2 separate regions of the Mus musculus genome follow, and region 1 is linked to region 2. The links are chromatin loops, found by intact Hi-C in ENCODE. Cell type or tissue: left cerebral cortex. All regions are shown on one strand. Each heading gives the region's core, and the rest is flanking DNA. Links, peaks and the distances in the headings are about the cores only.

Region 1 (5,386 bases), core at 262-5,261, 220 kb before region 2:
TTAACCCACCCTGTACAATTAGTACTGGTTACGTACTCTTGCGAGTGGCTGAGTATGTTCCAACAACAAGGGGCCACATACAGAAATAAATCTAACTCTCCCTCTCCTAGCATGTATAAATTGCCAGAAGATGGTAATTACTATGGCACATTGAAAAGACAAAGGATATAGGATGCTAGAAATATAGGGGTAGGAGGGTGAGGTGAATGGATGATGGTTTTGCCTGGAATGGTCCATGTCTCATGAAAAGACAGTGCAGAGTACAGATGTCTTATCAATGTAAATTTAAAAAACTTATTACTAATAAAAGGCAAATCCAACATAATAACATTTCACTTTTATATGACATGCACTTGAAAATAAAAGGTTGATGATGGTCTATGGAGATTTTATGTAATACAAGGAAATCCTGATTCGTGTAATTGTTCATGAAAGCAACGGGGTAATAGGATTAAAAAGGATTACCATTGTTTAAATATAATTGTTCTATACTGATGAATGCCTAATTAAAGTGTCATTAGAAATGTTAATGAAATTATGTAAAATTATTTATTTGTAATTTCAAAATTTGGGTCTAGTACACATTTTCCACAATGGGGACAAACTAGGAGTTATTATGGTAATCCAGTTAATGTAATGCTAAGCAATCTTTAAGACTGATGAAATACTGTAAAAAACACCTAATGAGTTGAAAATACATTTGTGCATAGAAAATGTTCCAAAAGAATATATTGGTATTAACTATAGGTTTAAACCTCTGAAGATAAGGTTATGGATGCTTACAAATAATTTCTCTTCTGATGTTTGTGCATGATACTTTGTAAAATTATATATAGTATGTATTAAAGACTGATTGTCAAATATGAAAATGGTAGAAAAGCTTAAAAGGCAATACATTGTTTGGCTTTTTGGTCTTGTTTTTATTAAAGTTTTATTGGTTTGTATTCTTTCAGATCCACCATCACCTTCCTTCTCAGCTCCTTTATTCTTTCCTTGGCTTTCCTCCGCTCCTTATGCATCTTCCTCTGCCTTGCTTCTGATGGGCAGGAATCACAGTGTGCGCACATTCTTTACACACTGTCAGACTGCAGCCAACAGAGGCATTTGGAATACCAGCCTCGCTCCTCATTCTCTGCAGCTTAGGAGAATCTTCCTATGTACTTTCTATGTTGTTTCTTGAGTTTCCTTTTCTGTGAATTTGTTTTCTACAGCCCTTATTTTGTTGTCTGCCTGCTAGTCCATCTATCTATCTACCTACCTATCTATCTATCTATCTATCTATCTATCTATCTATCTATCTATCTATCTATCATCATTTACCATGTATGTATGTATGTATGTATGTATGTATGTATGCATGCATGCATGCATGCATTTTGCTGTCTGCTACCATGACAGAATAACTGAGATCTTGAACTTAAAAGGGAAAACTGTTTTAGCTCAGAGTTTTTGATCCATGGTCTTATGGAATGTGGCTCTGTGCCTGTGATAGCACAGTAGACCATGATGTACACGTCAGTCAAAGGAGATCAGTTTGTGTTGTTGTATCTGTGAAGCAAAGAGAAAAAAAGGAATTCTTTATAAGTTCTTCCAGTGGCATGACTCCCTTTCTCTAGGCTTGAACTATCAAAGGCACCACAGGCTGATGTCAAAGCCTCTAACTCATGAACTTCAGAGGCTTTCTGGCCTAGACTTTGGCACTCTTTTACTCGTCTGTCTGTCTATTCATCTTGCTAATTTGGAAGTATCCTTTTCAGCCCTATTAAGCACCATTTTGCAGATCATCCCTTTCCTGAACTTTCTACAATGTCTATAGAGGAAACTAAGCTTTGACCTATCATTTTTTTAATTGTCTACCATTTCATCACTTTGTATTTCAGTCCAATCTCTGAGTTTTTATATCCCTTATTTCCTCTTTCCTTTCTCACATCTTTGATTTTTTTTTCTGAATTTCTCTGTCTATGGCAATACAAACTGATTAAGTTATTTTCTTTTACTTCGTTAAGCAAAGATTTTTACAAGTTTCTTTCTGTTATCCTTTTCCTCCCAAGTCTTCTGAAAAGTCCTTTTTCTATAATTCTTTTCCTTTTGGGGTTGCTCCATTCTCAGATGGAAACAGGTGGGAGGATGCTTAGCCCCTCTGCTCTGACCACTGGCATAGTGGCTGAGTCTCTTGGCTGGAGACACAGATGGCGGGTAGGTTGGTGAGCCCAGCAACTCACACATTTCCTGTCTACTTCTGCTCTCTCAGACAGAAATGGGATCCACTCCTACGTCCACTGCCGGCTTGCTAGCATATGAAACAGATGGACTGCATGGAAAACTCTAGCCCTGGTTTTTACTGATTCTATTTCTGTCTCCTCCCTGGCCCATAGTGCTTTATTTATGGGGACTACTATGCTGGTAGCCTACAGCCCAAGTCTTGCCCAGGTGTTTTCTGAAGAGTCGCCCTCTCTGTAGATAGGAATGGGGATCTGTGAGATGAGAAATCACCATCTGGATGTCTTAAAAAAAATATCATGTTCTCAGTGAATGACAAGCTGCTGGCTTTCTGGCCAATGGCATCCATGCACTCCTCAATGGAGGATCATGTGGTGGAGAAGATGCAGAAGTTCTTCTATAATCCTGATAGACAGTTTAGACTTTTCTTTCCTCCTAGGCAACAATGCACAAGGGGTTTCCTCCTGTTGTATGAGGCCTCATGCCAAAAAGGTCAGATTCTCGCACTTTGTTACTATATTCTTTGTTCTAGTTTTCATGGGTGTTAATGGAATTTATTACATCTTCAGTGCAGTTTGAATGCATCACTGGGGAAGGTACCACTGAAAGCTGATCCCTAGCTTAAGAGGCCTTATTTCATTCCTTATTTTGGATCATCAATGATCTCTACACTGAACGTTCTTAAGGAATGCTGGTCAGCCAGGCCAAGGCAGTCACAAAGAATGGTATGTTTGGGCTATTCTAAGTATTTAAGCAAATAACTTTTCATGAGTAAGATGCTTTTTCTAAGAGATTTTGAAATAGGTTTTTACTATTATTATTGTTGTTATAAATCAGGGTCTCACTAGGTTGCCCTAGCTTGCTTAGAACTTGCTATGTAGACCAGGCTGGCCTTGTACTCACAGAGGTTTGCCTGTCTCTGCCTCTGGAATTTTGGGACATATCTTAACTACTGCTTCTAAGATGTTCTTTTTCATTAATTTACTTATTTATTCACTTTATATCCTAATCATAGCTCCTTCCTCCTCTCCTCCCAGACTCACCCTCCCACTCCCTCTTCTTTGATCCTCAGCTCCCCTTCTTGGAGCACTCCCCCCACCAACCCTCCCTGGCAGATCAAGTATCATCAGGACTAAGAGCATCCTCTCCCACAAAGTCCAGACAGGACAGCCCAGCTAGGAAGAATCAGAAACAGCCCCTGATCCAATTATTGGGGAACCCATATGAAGACCAAGCTGCATATCTGCTGCATATGTGTAGGGGCCTAGGTCTAGTCCAATCATGCTCTTCAGTTGGTGGTCCAGTCTCTGTGAGCCCCCATGGACCATATTAATTGACTCTGAAGGTCTTTTGTGGTATCCTTGACCCCTCCAGCTCCCTCAATCCTTCCCCTGACTCTTCCACTAGACTCCCTGAGCTCTGCCTAATGTTTGGCTGTGGGTCTCTGCATCTGTTTCCTTGAGCTGCTGGATGAATCCTCTTAGATCACACTTGTGCGAGGCTCCTGTCTTTAAGCATATCAGAGTATCATTAATTGGGCCAGGGGTTGGCACTTTCCCATGGGGTGAGAAATTGAGTAAACAGAGTTTTGACTATCATTCTTTTATTGGTCTATCATTTTTATTATGTTACATTTCAGTCTAATCTCTGAGTTTTGTATCCCTTATTTTCATCTTTCATTCCTCACATCTTTGTCTTTTTCTACTGAATCTATCTATGGCAATGCAAACTAATTAAATTAATTTGTCTCAAATTGAGCCAGTCAATGGTTGACCCCTTCCTCAGTGTTTGCTCCATCAGTGTCCCTGAACATCCTGTAGGACAGACCTTGTTTCTAAGGTTCTGTGAGAATGCTGGTGTCCCCCTTCTTCCACTGGAAGTCCCACCTTGCCACATGAGGTATCTTTCCTTTATACAAACAATAAACAGGGTGAGAAAGAAATTAGAGAAACAACACCCTTCACAATATTCACAAATAATATAAAATATCGTGGTGTTACGCCTCTGAGGTGTAACTTCAATCAAGCAAGTGTAAGACTTTCATGACAAGATCTTCAAGTCTCTAAAGAAAGAAACTGAAGAAGATATCAGAAGATGGAAAGATCTCCTATGCTCATGAATCAGTAGGATTATCATAGTAAAAATAGCCATCTTGCCAAAAGCAATCTACAGATTCAATGCAATTCTCATCAAAATTTCAACACAATTCTTTACAGGCCTTGAAAGAGCAATTCTCAACTTCATATAAAAATAATAAAAAACTAGGATAACGAATATAATACTGCATAATAAAAGAACTTTTGAAGGTGTCGCCATCCCTGATTTTAAGCTGTATTATAGAGCAATAAACAGTAACAAAACCCACATGGTATTGACATAATAATAGACAGATTGATCAGTGGAATAGAATTGAAGACCCAGAAATAAACCCACACATCTATGGACACTTGGTTTTTGACAAAGGAGCCAAAATTATATAATGGAAAAAGGAAAGCATCTTCAACAAATGGTGCTGGTCTAACTGGATGTCTGAATATAGAGGAATGAAAATAGATATTTATCACCTTGCACAAAATTCAAGTCCAAGTAGATCAAAGACCTCAACATAAATTGGATACACTAAATGTAATAGAAGAGAAATTGGGAAATAGCCTTGAATGTATTGGTACAGAAGACAACTTCCTAAACAGAACACCAACAACTCAGGCACTAAGATCAACAATTAATTAATGGGACTTCATGAAACTGAACAGTGTCTGTAAGGCAAAGGATACTGTCAACTGGACAAAATGGCAGTCTACGGAATGGGAAAAGTTCTTCATCAACCCTATATATGATAAAGGACTAATATCCAAAATACATAAAGAACCCAAGAAATTAAATACTAACAACACAAATGACCCAATTAAAAATGGGGTACAGGTTTAAACAGAGAATTCTCAACAGAGGAATCTTGAATGGCCTAGAAGTGCTTAAAGAAATGTTCAATGTCCTTAGTCATCATGAAAATGCAAGTCAAAATGACTCTGAGATTTCATCTTATACCCATCAGAATGGCTAAGATAAAAATCTCAAGAGATGGCACATGCTGGCCAGGATGTAGAGCAAGGGGAAAACTTCTCCATTGCTTGAGGGTGTGCAAAGTTGTATAATCACTTTATAAATC
Region 2 (5,386 bases), core at 210-5,209:
GAAAGACATCTGTCACCTGCAGAGGTTCAAGCCTGCTCAATTAGGACAAAGTCAGTAGGATGGAATGGCATAATATAATGCACTTAAATGCTTATTGCCCTTCCTGGCCACAGGCAAGCTTATTTTATGTGAAGAGGGTCTTTGAGCTTTATACACAAGGCATAGACACACAGGTCGTGAGCACTGTGAGATTTACGTATGAACTGTAATTTCCTGGGATGGGAGGAATTGCTATGCATAGGCTTGACTTTACACCCATGGTCACCAACAATTCAGTGTCCTATAAAGAAGAGCACCTAGGTTGAGTTTACCAGAAAATGGGCTCTGGAGAAGAGAAGGCATCCAAGGATATTGTAGTTTGCATGTTTGTGAGGCAGACCGGAGCAACTGTGTAGAATAGAAACCTCCCAAGAAGGGCGGAACATCCAGAGACCTGTGACCACTTGTTTTGGTTTCATACCAAGATTTACCTTTCCCTGATAAACTACCAGAAGAGGAGGAGGTGAATCTTCTGGTCATTCTAGTCTGTCTATTTACTTGAGCATCTTTAACATCTATAGCTGTGTTTGGTGTACGGTGAGGGGTGGACAGGTACTCATTGATTGAATATCCCCTCTAAAAGTTTGGGCGTAGTCCCTGACACAGAGCAGGGTGGGATCTGATGCTCAACTTTCCTTCTGCCTTCCAGAAAGACATGCTCTAAGGTCCGTGTTCTAAGTATGCATTCATTTCCTCTTTCCTCCTGTGCACACTGAGGGTCCCTACTTCTCTCAGAGGATCTCAAGAAAACGGATTTTCTGTGTTTTTATTTTTTTCTGCTTCTAATCACATCCTCCACCTTCTGTTCCATCCTTCAGCACTCTGCATTCTGCTTGACAATAGCACCTTACAATCTTTATTTTGATAGACCAACTGCTACTCTCTTTCAGCTATTAGATGCTCTAAGATCTAGGGATGTTAGATCAAAGTGGTTCTACAGCTGTGTCCGTGAAAGGTCTTCCAGCCAGTCTTCAGGAGAAGATAATGACATGAGCACCACGTTATCATTCCAGAATTGTCGATACAACCATGGGTTGTCTAGGTTGGAGTATGAAAATCTGTGGTAAGAACAGTCTTGTTTAAGAGACCTGGCTTTAGCACTGCCACTAATCACATCCTGTGACATGGGTAAATTAAAGTTCTGTAGCTCTCTGAGCCTCAAGTTCACTTCTGCAAAATGAGAATAATTAGAATGACAATCTCTTGCATATTCTGTTTTAAAGACTTATTGAAGGAATCAAATGCATAATAAGCTTAGAAATTTGCAAGGTTTCCTATGATATGAGGACTCTTTCTTTTTTCACTACTACAAGTGGTCGATAATAAAGCGAGTGCCACAAAGATGCCTGAAGATGGAGTAATAGTACTCACCGTCTATTCATTTAAACTCTAAGTTAATATTTTCTAAGACAGATTAGGTATACTTAAACTGTGCTCCATAAACTTTTAATCAGACATGCCAAATGTCTTACGGTCCAGTTTGGCAGGAGTAACTCGTTGCCTTAGTCATTACTTCCATAAACAACACATTGAGGGCTTAAATCACCACCACGGAGAGAAAGGCTATTTGCCAAGCATCCTTTGGTCCATGAGCCTCACCAATTGACAGTTATCTGAATGAGTATAAGGAGAGGCAGTTGGATCCAAGACATCTGAACTGACTCCTGCCAAGTGGCAGGAACAATTTTAGTGCTGCTGAGAACCTGACTGCAGTTGCCGCCTCCTCCGCCTTCTTCCTTCCTCCTGTCCTTGAGCTCACAGATGCCGCCTGCCTTCTGCTCTCTCCTTTACCAGCTTCTTGCATTTCCATGTTTCTTTGCACCCGCTTTTCTAGCTGCAGATTCTCATTTCTGAGTTTTCCTCTGTCTCTCTCCACCCCCATACGCATGGTCGCATGGTCGTAGACTGGCTTCCTGGTGGGCCTGTGGTTTCCTTCCCTCACCCCAGTAAAGGTGGCCAGACAAGCTTTTGCTGCAGCAGGGACAACTCATCCTCCTGCCCAATCATGTCCACTGTGCCAGCATCTTGACTTTGCTTCTCCTGCTTCACCTGGATCATCCACCCCGACATAGTTGTCCTGCCCAGTCAGGTCCCCCCCCCCCCCAAGCCCAAGAGTGAACAGAGTGGCCCCAACCTTCTCTCTGCCAGAATGTTATCACCATTCCAGACAGACTCTAAAATCCTCAGCCCTAGTTTGAAGCTAGTCTGTCATTTGGCTTCTTAGTGTTTCAAACTGATTCATCACCAGTGACACTTTGATATCATGTTCAGTGAATGAACGAAAGAATCAGGAATAAAGGAATAGCTGTTCTTCACATGATACAGGGTGCTGCACTAGAAATGGATGGATTTGAGCTTAGGGCTGTATTGAGGCTTCAGCTGTTTATTCACTGGGTTTGAGAAACTCACCATTCTGTCTACTCTTCTCAGTAGCTAAAGGTAACTCTTACACCCAGGCCTGTGATGGTGTCTGGGGTTCCTAAGTAAATGGTTTACCATGGACCATCCTAACCTCACACCCCTGGGAATCAAGGAAATAATACTTTAAATCTTATGGTGAACAAACTGCAAAATTATAAGGAAAGACACTACCTGTCCTGTTCCTCCCACTCTCATTTTCTTTCTCATTTTTTTTCTCCTAGAAATGTATTTTAAGATTTTGGGTTACTTGAGTTTTTGGTGAATATGGATCATAAATAATTTTATAAACATTTTCCTTTAACACATACTGACTAAGAAGCACTGCTCTCAAGTTCAAGGTGGTCCAGAGCTCTGTGGTTTTCTAGAATTGATCACTTGTTCCTGAGTGGCCATGTACTGTGGGAGACTTGGGCTAGATAATACTACTAAGTCTGGGGCCACTGTATACTGTGAACACAGTGCCCTGGGGCCACTGTATACTATGAACATGGTTCCCTGGGGCCACTGTATACTATGAACACAGTGCCCTCTGGTGTTGGGATTACAGAGCCCTATTTGGGTCCTTTAGCAGGTGCTTTTGAATATCCTTCACAACTCACTCACCCCTTACCTTTTTAGGTTTTTATCTTTTTATTATGTTCCTCACTTACTACTGTACTCATATGGACAATGTATGCTATCTATCTATGTAGCCATTTCTTTCCTAAGTACCCACGGAGTCCCTTTCATTAAGTAGGGCACATTCACAGACATTAGAATAATGAAGAATGAGTTGGCATGGTACCTGAGATCAGAAAGACCAGAATAAACAATTAAGTAAGTAGACACATATATCAATCGTGAATTGGCAAAGTAGCAAAACAAAACAAAACAAAACAAACAAACAAACAAATCTAAAGTACTCTGATGAGGGTTCATAGAAAGAGGCTTGCAAACATAGAATGTTCAGAGAAGACTTTCTAGGGACAGAGCCCTGAAGGATGCCAATGTATTAGCCATGCAAAGACCAAGGGAGAAATGTCAGTAGATGAATGAATGAGAGGTGTTAAAGCTTGAGGAGAGAGTTAGCCTGCTATGCTCCACCAACTGAAGGGAGATCCATGTCCTACACATAGGGGGACCCACAGGACAGAGCTGTTGGGGTAGTTTCCCATATAGAAACACCATTCATGCCCGACTTTCTGTGCCATGAGAACTCTTTATCTAGCTTGAAAACACATAGCCTGTCTTGGGCTGGTATTCTGTTGAAGATTCAGTTGTGAGCATACAGACCACCTCTACCAGTGAGACATGCTCCTAGCTGCACCAGTGCTGCATGTGTGCTCTGATGTCCTTCCCCACAGATTCTCTTCATAGTGGTTCTTATTTCCCTATACCTGTTATAACCTCTTGTTCCTGAGGAATCCAGGCTGAGCAGTCATCAGAATGAGATACCCTGGATCATCAGCCAGGAACAAATCCGGACCCCAGGCTGAACTCCTGAGATCACATCCCTAAAGTATGTTCTAACTGGAATCAACAGGAAAGGTTATGTTCTTCTCTTCATGATGGGGTTCTTGTTTAGCTGCCCATGGCCACATCCTCTGCTTGGAGGAGAAAAATGTGTACTTTCAGAGAGGATGAAGTAAAGAAGACAGGTAGATAGGAGATGGTGGCAGGATTTGAACCACAGCCCCTACCCACTTCATGGTATCCATTCTTTCATTCTGTGTATGTCCCAAGTATTCTAATAAATACAGCTTACTCCTTATTTTGTTTAAATACACTACAAATGCAACTTTCTGGACTCCTCATTCTCTTAAGGACTATCCTGGGCTAATTCTCCCAGAGTCCAAGGCTTTACCTGAGTTCTAGTTTATTTCTATGTTGCTATGCTAAAACACTGGACACCAGCAACTTAAAGGACAAGAGAATTTTTGTGTTTTAATTTTTATGTTACAGTTCATCATCGAGAACTGGAGGAGTTGGAGCAGAGACCATGGAGGGATGGCAGAGTACCTTCTTGCTTCTAGGATCACATTGAACTAACTGGCTTACAAAGTTCAGGTCCACCTGCCTATGAATGGTACTACTTATAGTGGGCAAAATATTCCTCTATCGATTACCAATCCAAAAAAAAAAAAAATGCTCCATGAGCCTGCCAGCAGGTCAGTCTGATGGATGCAGTTCCTCAGTTAAGCTTCCTTCCTCCCAGCTGTGTTAAGCTGACAACCAAGATTCACCAGCACTAAGTCCTTCCAGAAACGATATATTAAGAACAGGGAGGGAAATCCCACTCTCTCCAAGCACATTCCTCTCTACCAGTGAACATGAGCGTGTCTCACTTCTTTGAGCAGTGTCAGAACTGGGAGATCATAGGTCAGATTCCATGATGCCTCTAAGCTAGGACAGATGTAACACAGCTTCATGAAAGCCTGCAGATACTCTCAGTTACACGTTTGGGTGTGTGCTTATGCATATGGGGTCAAATTGTCAGTCACGGCTTTCAAGATGATCCACATTTTATAAACGGAAGGTCTTTCCCTGGGCTCTGGTCAGTTTGGAGTTCTTAAGACCATCTGGAACATGATTTCCTTTCTTCTTAGAGTTTCTCTGTGCTATTTTTCTTTAAGCTCAACGGTATCGGAGGAGGGAGAAAAGTCCCTAGAAACCAAGCCAAAAACTCCGTGTGAATCCTAACAGCAGGCTCCAAAATGCCAAATGGGAGAGAAAGAAATGGAAACATTGACTTTTTCCAGAGTCGTGTAACAATTCATCTTTTAGCAGATTTCCATGTGGTCTGATGCGCCTGAGCTCTTGGAGGCAGCCGGGCCAGCAGGAGCAGTTTGTCTTGCTGGCTTCATGTTATCTTGTCCCCATCTATCCATCCGTTTCCATCACTCCAAATCTGGTGACCTTTAGGATTTGCTGTAAAATCCAGATGTTC

The links. Peaks named below come from ENCODE experiments on the same cell type or tissue, not always from the same donor. Only the 100,000 strongest peaks of a DNase experiment are listed, where the experiment ranks them.
Region 1: it touches region 2 in a loop (10-fold over the local background); 4 of 42 quality-filtered maps call a loop at or near these places.

What each region holds. Positions count from the first base shown.
Region 1 is chr6:55,590,025-55,595,410 of GRCm38, forward strand. The region is part of intron 3 of Gm34441 (a long non-coding RNA gene); the gene reads left to right. Among named protein-coding and RNA genes, the nearest start is that of Gm34441, 56 kb to the left of the region's middle. In left cerebral cortex, for the core only: no CTCF peak of the experiment used is centred there; a DNase peak (open chromatin) is centred at 2,317; H3K27ac peaks cover 1,479 bases.
Region 2 is chr6:55,809,575-55,814,960 of GRCm38, forward strand. It overlaps a transcript of Itprid1 not described here. Among named protein-coding and RNA genes, the nearest start is that of Gm38820, 7.4 kb to the left of the region's middle. In left cerebral cortex, for the core only: CTCF peaks have their summits at 1,819 and 3,001 (motif pointing left); DNase peaks (open chromatin) are centred at 896, 1,786, 2,325, 2,947 and 1 more place; H3K27ac peaks cover 4,281 bases.